Regions from separate parts of the Homo sapiens genome. Here regions 1 and 2 are each linked to region 3. Evidence: chromatin loops called from intact Hi-C (ENCODE). Cell type or tissue: ascending aorta. All regions are shown on one strand. Region 1 overlaps TACC3 (transforming acidic coiled-coil containing protein 3). Region 2 holds the start of NSD2 (nuclear receptor binding SET domain protein 2). Region 3 overlaps ZFYVE28 (zinc finger FYVE-type containing 28).

Region 1 (2,500 bases), 690 kb after region 3:
CTCAGAACTTCCTGGGCTCTGGGAAGAGCTTGAGCAGTCCAGGTCAGCCAGGGCACCTGGGCCAGACTCGCTGGAGCTGCCACTCCCAAAGGCTGGGCTTGCATCCCCCAGGAGGTCGGTGTCAGCCTCCACTGGTTTCTGTAGAATTCCATGAGTAGTTTTGGCATCCACTTCCTTGATGAGCTGTTGGCTTTTAAAAGAGACTTAATCAACGTGAAGCAGCGAGTACCTGGTGAGGTTAGGGGCCTCAGCATTCATTCTCAACATAGGTTTAACATTCTCACACCAGAAGCAGGGCTGAGTCACCCTTGGCACGGCTTCCCGTTCTCCACCCCCCACCTCAGTTCCTCAATGTAGTTCCTTCCTGTCCTCCCAGGGACCAGCTCCCGGTGGAACGGCTGGACACAACCACGTGACTTCCTCGCTGACCCCGCCCTCATGCTTCTTGGGGTTCCAAGTTACAGGGGTGCCTCTGGGCTGCTTGCCTGTTTAATTGTGCTCATCACGCGCTTTGCCAGGTGCTGGACCCAGACTCCTCCAGCAGCCTCTGCCACCCAAACAGCACTCGTCATCATGCACGAGGTCTGCCCCCAGGCCCACAGCATGCACACAGCACAGGCTGCTGCCTGGGGGGTCAGATGTGGGACAGCACACCCAAATGCCTCAAGCTGATGCCAGAGAAAGAAGCCTGGAGGCATCTCTCCCACCTGGTAGACTGGGCTCCTCAATTTCCCACCACTTCCTTTATTTTTATGTTTTTTTTTTTTGAGACGGATTTTTGCTCTGTTGCCAAGGCTGGAGTGTAATGGCATGATCTCGGCTCACTGCAACCTCCACCTCTGGGGTTCAAGCGATTCTCCTGCCTCAGCCTCCCAAGTAGCTGGGATTACAGGTGCCCGCCACCATGTCTGGCTAATTTTGTTTTGTATTTTTAGTAGAGACAGGTTTTCATCATGTTGGTCAGCCTGGTCTCAAACTCCTGACCTTAGGTGATCCACCCGCCTCGGCCTCCCAGTGCTAGGATTACAGGCAGGAGCCACCGCACCCGGCATCCACCATTTCCTGTAAAAAATCCATTCGAGCACCTGCCCACCAGCATACAGTGACCCCACCCTACTCCCCGATAGACAAGGCTGGCTGCCACCCTCTCAGCTGTCCCCTGCCTATGCTCCAGGGCCTGGCCCCAGTCCTCTGTGTGGCCTCCAGCCTGCTGTGGGCCTGTAAGTCATATAATCATTATTTCCGCCTGTGTTTCTCCTAATCACTGAAGGGTGTGCACCACTTAATGACCCTGAATTCTAACATTAAGGGACCTGACAGCATTCCGATAACACTTTAATCTGCGTGAAAACATCAGCTACAAGCAAAACAAGAAAGCTCAGTCAACATTGTCCTGTGGCTTAAACCTCACCCGAGGACATGCCCAACAGATCAGTCCTGGGGACTTGCAGGCCCCAGGATGGCCAGCAGGGGGCGTGGTAAACAAAGGTTTTCTGCATGAATCTGCTTTCCCCTTCAAGTCGGGGACTGGCAGTGCTGTGGCCAGGGACAGTCAAAGCCTTCACTGAAGGGCAGGGCTGAGGTGCAGGATGCCACCTGCAGGCACAGAAGGACCTGAGTGGCCTCTGCGACGCCTCCCTGGGATGGCGCCTGCTACAGTGGAGTGGCACAGGTGCAGAGAACACCTTCCCAGGGACCCACCTGTCTCTGGGGCACTCGCTGCTCACAATGTGGGACTGCATGGCGCAGGGCCCCTGACAGAAGAGGCGGCTGTTGGGATGGTTGGGGCTGGACTACAACACAGAGGGCACAAACACTGTTTCACCTGTTCCCCAGCCTTCAGGTCCCTGAGAAGACGCAGGGTCATGTGCCAGTGCCTCAGATAAGGGGCCCATGTCACCTGCCCTTCTCTTCCAACTCTAAGTTTGAAGATGTCAAAACTGAGAAACTGAGGGTGAGGGACCTGTCAGACTGCTCACAACTCCTCTGCTGCCCAGCTGCCACCTTGGGGCGGCACTGCCTTCCCAGGCGGCCACTCGGCTGTCCTCTGAATGACACGTGGGCAGCTGCACGCAGCGGCTGCTCTTGGTCTCATCCCACTGACGTGGGAGCACCACAGTGACCACCACCTGGGCCTCAGCAGAGTTCCAGAAAGGAGATGACAGCCACGAGTCCAAGCCACAAGCTCAGAGTCACTCTGGCTGGAGCCCCTCAGGGCCAACCTCTCAAGCCCCTCCCAGCTCCTCTACACCCTCTGCCCTATGGAGGCTGCTGGGTGATCCTGGAGGCATAGGGGAGAGGCAGGGGATCTGTGGCTCTGGGACGGATCACACCCATGGCAGCTGGGAGGCGACTTCTCTGCTGCTGGGTCTCCCTTCCTTCTTGGGGTCGTTGTAAACCAATGTTTGATTCATTCTCGCTTCGTTTGACCAAATTTCAAAAGGGGCAAAAAACAAAGTTGAAAAGTAGCAAGCAGACATGGGAAGAACTGCAAATTCAG
Region 2 (2,500 bases), 540 kb after region 3:
ATCGTGGGCACAGAAAGATTCGTGCTGCAATGGGTCCTATACAATACCCTCATCCATTTTATTTCTACCGAAACTTAAGACCAGCATTTTTTAAACGCCGAGATTTTAAACCACGGTTCCTGTGAGTGGAGCAAAACCAGCCATTAAGTCGCCAGGTCCCATCTCATGCACTGAGGCTTCAAGGACTATCAATCTGCATCCTGGGGCGAGGGGAACATCCCAGGCGGAGGCCCGGACGCCGAGGGCGCGCAGCCCCCCAGCAGGGTACCCACACCCGGCTCACCCCCGCCTCCACCTGCCAAGGGCCGGACCGCGGCCCGGCTTCCCGGGGGAGCGTCCGCGCTGACCAACGCCCGGGCGCCGCGAGTGTCAACGCCAGACACCGCCTGCAAACAAAAAGCGACCCTCGGCCCGACCCCTGGCCCCGGCGCCGGCCCCGGGACCCCAACCTGCCCCTCCCACCGCGGCCGCCCCGGACCGGGGGCGCCGCACAAAGGCCGGCCCGACCCGCTCGGCGCCGCGGGAACAAAGGCGGCCGCCTCGGCCGGGCCGGGCACAGGTGCAGCCGCAGGGCCCGGCCGGGCCCAACATGGCCGCGCCCGCCCGCCCGGCCCCGTTAGCCGCCGCCGCCCGCAGGCCGCCGCCCCTCCCCTGCCCGGACTCGTCCCGGCCTCCGCGGTCCGCCCGGTCCTCCCGCCGGCCCTCAGGCCTCCGCGGTCCTCGCGGTCCCCACGACCCTCTCAGGCCGCCCGGCCTCCCGGTCCCCCAGCCCCTGAGCCGGCCCCTCAGGCCTCCTCAGTGCCCCCACTCCTCCCGGCGCTCCCGCCCCCTCAGGCCTCCGCGGTCCTCCCCGCCGCCCCTCAGGCCTCCCACAGCCCGGCCTCCCGGCCCCAGCCCCGGCGGTTGGCGGCCCGCGACTGTTGGGCGGGCGCCCCAGTGACCTGCGGTGCGTCGCATCCTCGGCGGGCGGCTCTCCGGAGCGGCAGGCTGGGAGGGGGCCGGGGCCGTGCGGCGGTAGGGCCCAGGCGGGGAGGGGGCGGCGGCGGCGGCGGGCGCAGCGCGGCCAGGCCGAGGCTCTCGCGCGCGGCGCCGACCCCGCCCCCGCGCCTCCCGCCCGCCGCCGCCGCCGCAGCCGGGGCCGCCGCCGCCTCGCAGAAGCCGCGGGAAAAGTGCGCGCCGCTGATTGGCTGCCGCGCTCGCGGGGCCCGCGGACCGGGCTTTTCAAATCCGCGCCGGGGCCGCGCACGGGCGGGGCGGGCAGGCACGCGGCGGGTGGGGGCCGCGCGGGCGGGCGGGGCTGGCAGCGCCGGGAGGGCCGGGCCGCGGGCCCCGCGAGCCGCCTCAGAGTAGCGCCGGGCGCGCGCCCTGCTCCCGCTACTCGGCGGCGCGCACCCGGCCCAGACCCGGCGCCCGCGGGCGCCGCGCTCAGTGACGTCACGATCCGCGCCCAATCACCGTCCGGAGCCGGCGCCCCCGAGCCGTGGGCGCGCGGCCGCGGAGGCTGGCGTTGGGCGCGCGGCCCGCCCGCGCGGGTCCCCAAGCTCCTGTCCCGTGAGAGGGGCGCGGGGCCTGGGGCCCGCGGGAGGCTGCTAGCGGCGTCCGCCTCGCGGAGCGGCAGTGCGGGGACGGGTGGGGAAACCGCCGCAGAGGCCCCGCCGTGGCGGGCCCGGAGCCTCAGAACAGACGTGGCGGAGAGGGTCAGACGCCACGACGGGGCAGGGCAGGGCGTCGTGCTCTTCCCGCCTAACGGCCGCAGGGCGTGAACGAGTCCCCCGGGCGAGGGTCCGACCCGGAGCTGGGCGCGGCTGCGGGAGGACCGCTCGCGAGGGGAGGACGCCTGGTCCAGGGGCGCTACCCCAGCGCCGCTGCGGTAGAGCCGGGCTTCAGGGGGTGGCGCGGGCGACTGCGTGCGGCACAGGGAGGAGGAGGAAGCGGCGCGGGCGAGCGGGGAAGTCAGACGCTGCAAAAAGTGGGCGGGCCGGGCGGTTGAAGCCGGTGTGATTTGCTGCCCGCCGCCCATGGAAGTTCGGCTCCTGCCTCCAGGTGCTGCCGGAGCCGGCGGCCTTGGGTTTTCTGTCACGCAGGTTCAGGGAGCCGGGAACACCTTCGGCCTTGAGCCTTAGTGTCTGCTCGAGCTTTACAGGCCCAGCTTGAGCCCTCGCTGAGAAGCGGGCCCAGGGGAGCCTGGCGAGAGTTTGGTCAAGGAGAGCTTTGTGAAAGTGCGCTACCCGGGCTATAGAACGACACCTCAGCCCAGGTCCTGCCTCCCCGGACCCACCTCCAGCCACCAAGGAGTGGCCACAGTTCACCTCCTCTTCCTCTCCCGCGCCGCCTCCGCTGCTGTCCCTTCACAGGTGCTGGGCCCCTGTATGGGTTGAGTTGTGGCCCCCCCAAAAAAACAAGGGTTGCTGCAAGACTTACTATAAGGCTACAGTAATTGAGACATTGTGGTACTGGTGGAAAAATACACAAATAGATCCATGAACAGAATAGAGAACCC
Region 3 (2,500 bases):
CTTTATTGATGTTGGTGAAATACTTTCTTGCCTTTCTTTAAAGTCTTTTCAAGAGAGTTTATGCTTTAGAAAGGCAAACCATTTTGGCATGGTTGGTGTCTTCATCTGAAACAAAAGTCTCAGTGCTGTGTTTCTTGCTTGGTTATGACTTTCTATTGATTGACCTGGCTGGAAGTTCCTGGTCACTAGGAGGTGAGAATTCCCGGCATGGGGGAGAGGGACCTGGACACTTACCTGGACCTGGGAGAGATTTCCTGGCCATCACCAAAGAGCATATTAATATCACTCAGGATGAATTTGTGTTTTCCATCTTTGAGGAGGAATTGACCCTCAGTGGGTTATGCTGGCTGGGTGGATGGGGTAGTTCCCATGTGGCTGGTTACCATGCTCAACCTTGCACTCCGAGAAGAGCTCGCTTGTCTGCACCCCCAGACCGTTTTCAGAGTGGGGGCTATTAACCTTTCTTGTCCCCCCGCTTTGTAGGAGAACATTCCTTATAAATCTGCCTTACTGAGTGATGTGTATTTGGCAACTTCCTGTAAACATTCCAGGCCCAGATTAGCGATGACATGGCCTTTGCCAAGAGAAGCCTGAGTGACTTGCTGGGTGTGTGTGCTTTATGAAAGAAGACCCCTTTGGGTTTGGTAAAGTCTGCCTGGGTGCCAACCCCACTGGCATGTTTTGTGGGAACCTGCCAGGACTGAGCAGTACTGAGTATGGGACTTCCTGCCCTTCGGCTCTTGTTAACCCAGCCTCAGTCACCTGAGGGTTTTCGGGGTTCCAGCCCACTTGGTCATGGGCCCTTGAAGAGAGCTGCCCATTGGTGGCCAGCACTCTGTACCTTGGCCACCTGGTTGAGAGGGGCGGCACCCTGGAAACGAAGTGGCAGATGGGGGCGGGCCCCAGAGTGGGGGGTGGGGCAAGGTCTGGATATATCTGTTTGGTCCCGAAGTGCAGAGATGAGGCGCAGCCCAGTCCTCCTTTTGGGGCTCCCCACTGGTGGCTGAGGGTGAGGGGCGATGACAGAGATCCCCCAGAAGTATACAGCTGGGGCTTGGAAGGCTGTGGGAGGGGTCTTGGTGGACACTGGGGCCTGGCACGAGTGGGGCCTATGAGAGGGCAGTCACTGGCATGTGCCTTGACTTCCCTGCTTTGCGTCACCTGGGAAACGAATGGCTGTCCCTACAGCACTGCGTCCATGCCCCATGCCAAGCACAGACCCTGTTCCAGGGACTTGGGATTTGAGTGATAACTTCTAGCCAGGCTACTGATGAATTCGTTTTCAGCTGATAAACTCCAAGTGCCCAGCTGTGGCAGGGGGTTGTCCTTGGCCTGGCACGTTTCTCTCTGAGGTGAGCTGCTGGAAAGCCAGTGTTCCGGATGCTGCACAGGCTGAGCCCGGCGGTGCTCCCTCTCCTGGCGGGCGCCTGGCACGGAGGGGGCTCAGGAAGTCCTGGGAGGACGCTTGGCAGTGCTGAGTCAGAGCAGGCGTGGCTGGCCCTGCGCACCGGTCTCTCTCAGCTGTGTGTGGTTCTCTGAATTCAGAAGGCTCTGGGGCTCCCCCGGCGGCTCTGCATCCAGGTCATGCCACCCCTCCCAGAAAGCCTTCCTTTTTCCACATCAGCACTCAGGCTGTGGTCAGCGGGAGTGCAGTGCGGACGCCTGAGAGCCCATGTGCTCTTGAGGTGGCTTTGTAGAACCTACTCCCTGGCCTCTTAGGAAGTGACTCTCAGCGGGCAGCTCACGTCTCATTTCCTGCGCTTTGCTGAGGTTTCTGTTTGTGGTTGGGGGAGTGTGGGACCTCACATGCCTTGCCTTGTGCCAGCGGCATTTGCAGGGCAATTAAGAGCCTGGGCTGCAGACAGAGGGCGAGCATCACTCCCTGCGCCGACTCTGTCATCACTCAGGGCTCTCCTTCCCTGGCAGGGCAGGGCTGGGCGCTTACTGGAAACGTCTGGTATGGTTTCTGTTAAATGGGCGAGTCAGAGGCAGAGAGTCGAGAGCTTCACGTAATTGATATTTGGACTCAGCAGGCAGGGCAGACGGGGGAGGGAAGCAGGGCCTCAGTGTCCTGCCCCACAGGCTGAGTGTCTTTAGGTCATTTTGTTCGACCTTAAGAGGAGAGATGGCTAATTTAAGGCGGCTTCAGTGGCCATTTTCAGCCACCAAGAATTCCCAGAATACCGGATGTGCTTGCTCTAAATGTGTGAAGGTGCACATCTGAGAGCTGGTAAGTGACAGCCAGGGTGTGGTTTTGTTTGAGTTGACAGCCTTGTGCAGCTACAGGGTGTGCCGGGTGCAAAGGTGAATAATGGTGAGCTGATTCCAATTTGAAGAAAAATAAATGCTGAGAAGGCTGTGGGTTTCAGTGCTTCCCCAGTGTTTTCTTGTCTTCAGTGGTTGCCGGTCATGTGTCTAAATAGCATTGGAGCTCCAGGGCCTGGCTGGGAATTCTCGTCCCTCCCACACCTGTGCCTCAGTTTCCCTAGTGTCAGGTGGG

Evidence for each region. Hi-C counts contacts between places; a loop is a spot of excess contacts. Peaks named below come from ENCODE experiments on the same cell type or tissue, not always from the same donor. Only the 100,000 strongest peaks of a DNase experiment are listed, where the experiment ranks them.
Region 1: a loop joins it to region 3, with 4 times the contacts of the local background. A loop is called at or near these places in 5 of 110 quality-filtered maps.
Region 2: it touches region 3 in a loop (5-fold over the local background); 5 of 110 quality-filtered maps call a loop at or near these places.

Annotation. Positions count from the first base shown.
Region 1 is chr4:1,725,398-1,727,897 of GRCh38, reverse strand. It overlaps TACC3 (transforming acidic coiled-coil containing protein 3), which reads right to left. Exons shown (of 16, transcript NM_006342.3): 4 at 1-190. Among named protein-coding and RNA genes, the nearest start is that of TACC3, 5.1 kb to the right of the region's middle. In ascending aorta, a CTCF peak has its summit at 1,449 (motif pointing right); DNase peaks (open chromatin) are centred at 377 and 1,477.
Region 2 is chr4:1,869,984-1,872,483 of GRCh38, reverse strand. NSD2 (nuclear receptor binding SET domain protein 2) reads right to left here and starts at 1,091. Exons shown (of 22, transcript NM_001042424.3): 1 at 942-1,091. RefSeq lists silencers at 658-1,357, 1,408-1,637, 1,668-1,927 and an enhancer at 1,661-2,162. In ascending aorta, no CTCF peak of the experiment used is centred here; DNase peaks (open chromatin) are centred at 886, 1,333 and 1,953; H3K4me3 peaks cover 2,202 bases; H3K27ac peaks cover 2,137 bases.
Region 3 is chr4:2,412,459-2,414,958 of GRCh38, reverse strand. The region is part of intron 1 of ZFYVE28 (zinc finger FYVE-type containing 28); the gene reads left to right. Among named protein-coding and RNA genes, the nearest start is that of ZFYVE28, 4.9 kb to the left of the region's middle. RefSeq lists enhancers at 1,147-1,396, 2,389-2,500. In ascending aorta, a CTCF peak has its summit at 1,412 (motif pointing left); a DNase peak (open chromatin) is centred at 1,538; H3K4me3 peaks cover 1,266 bases; H3K27ac peaks cover 1,687 bases.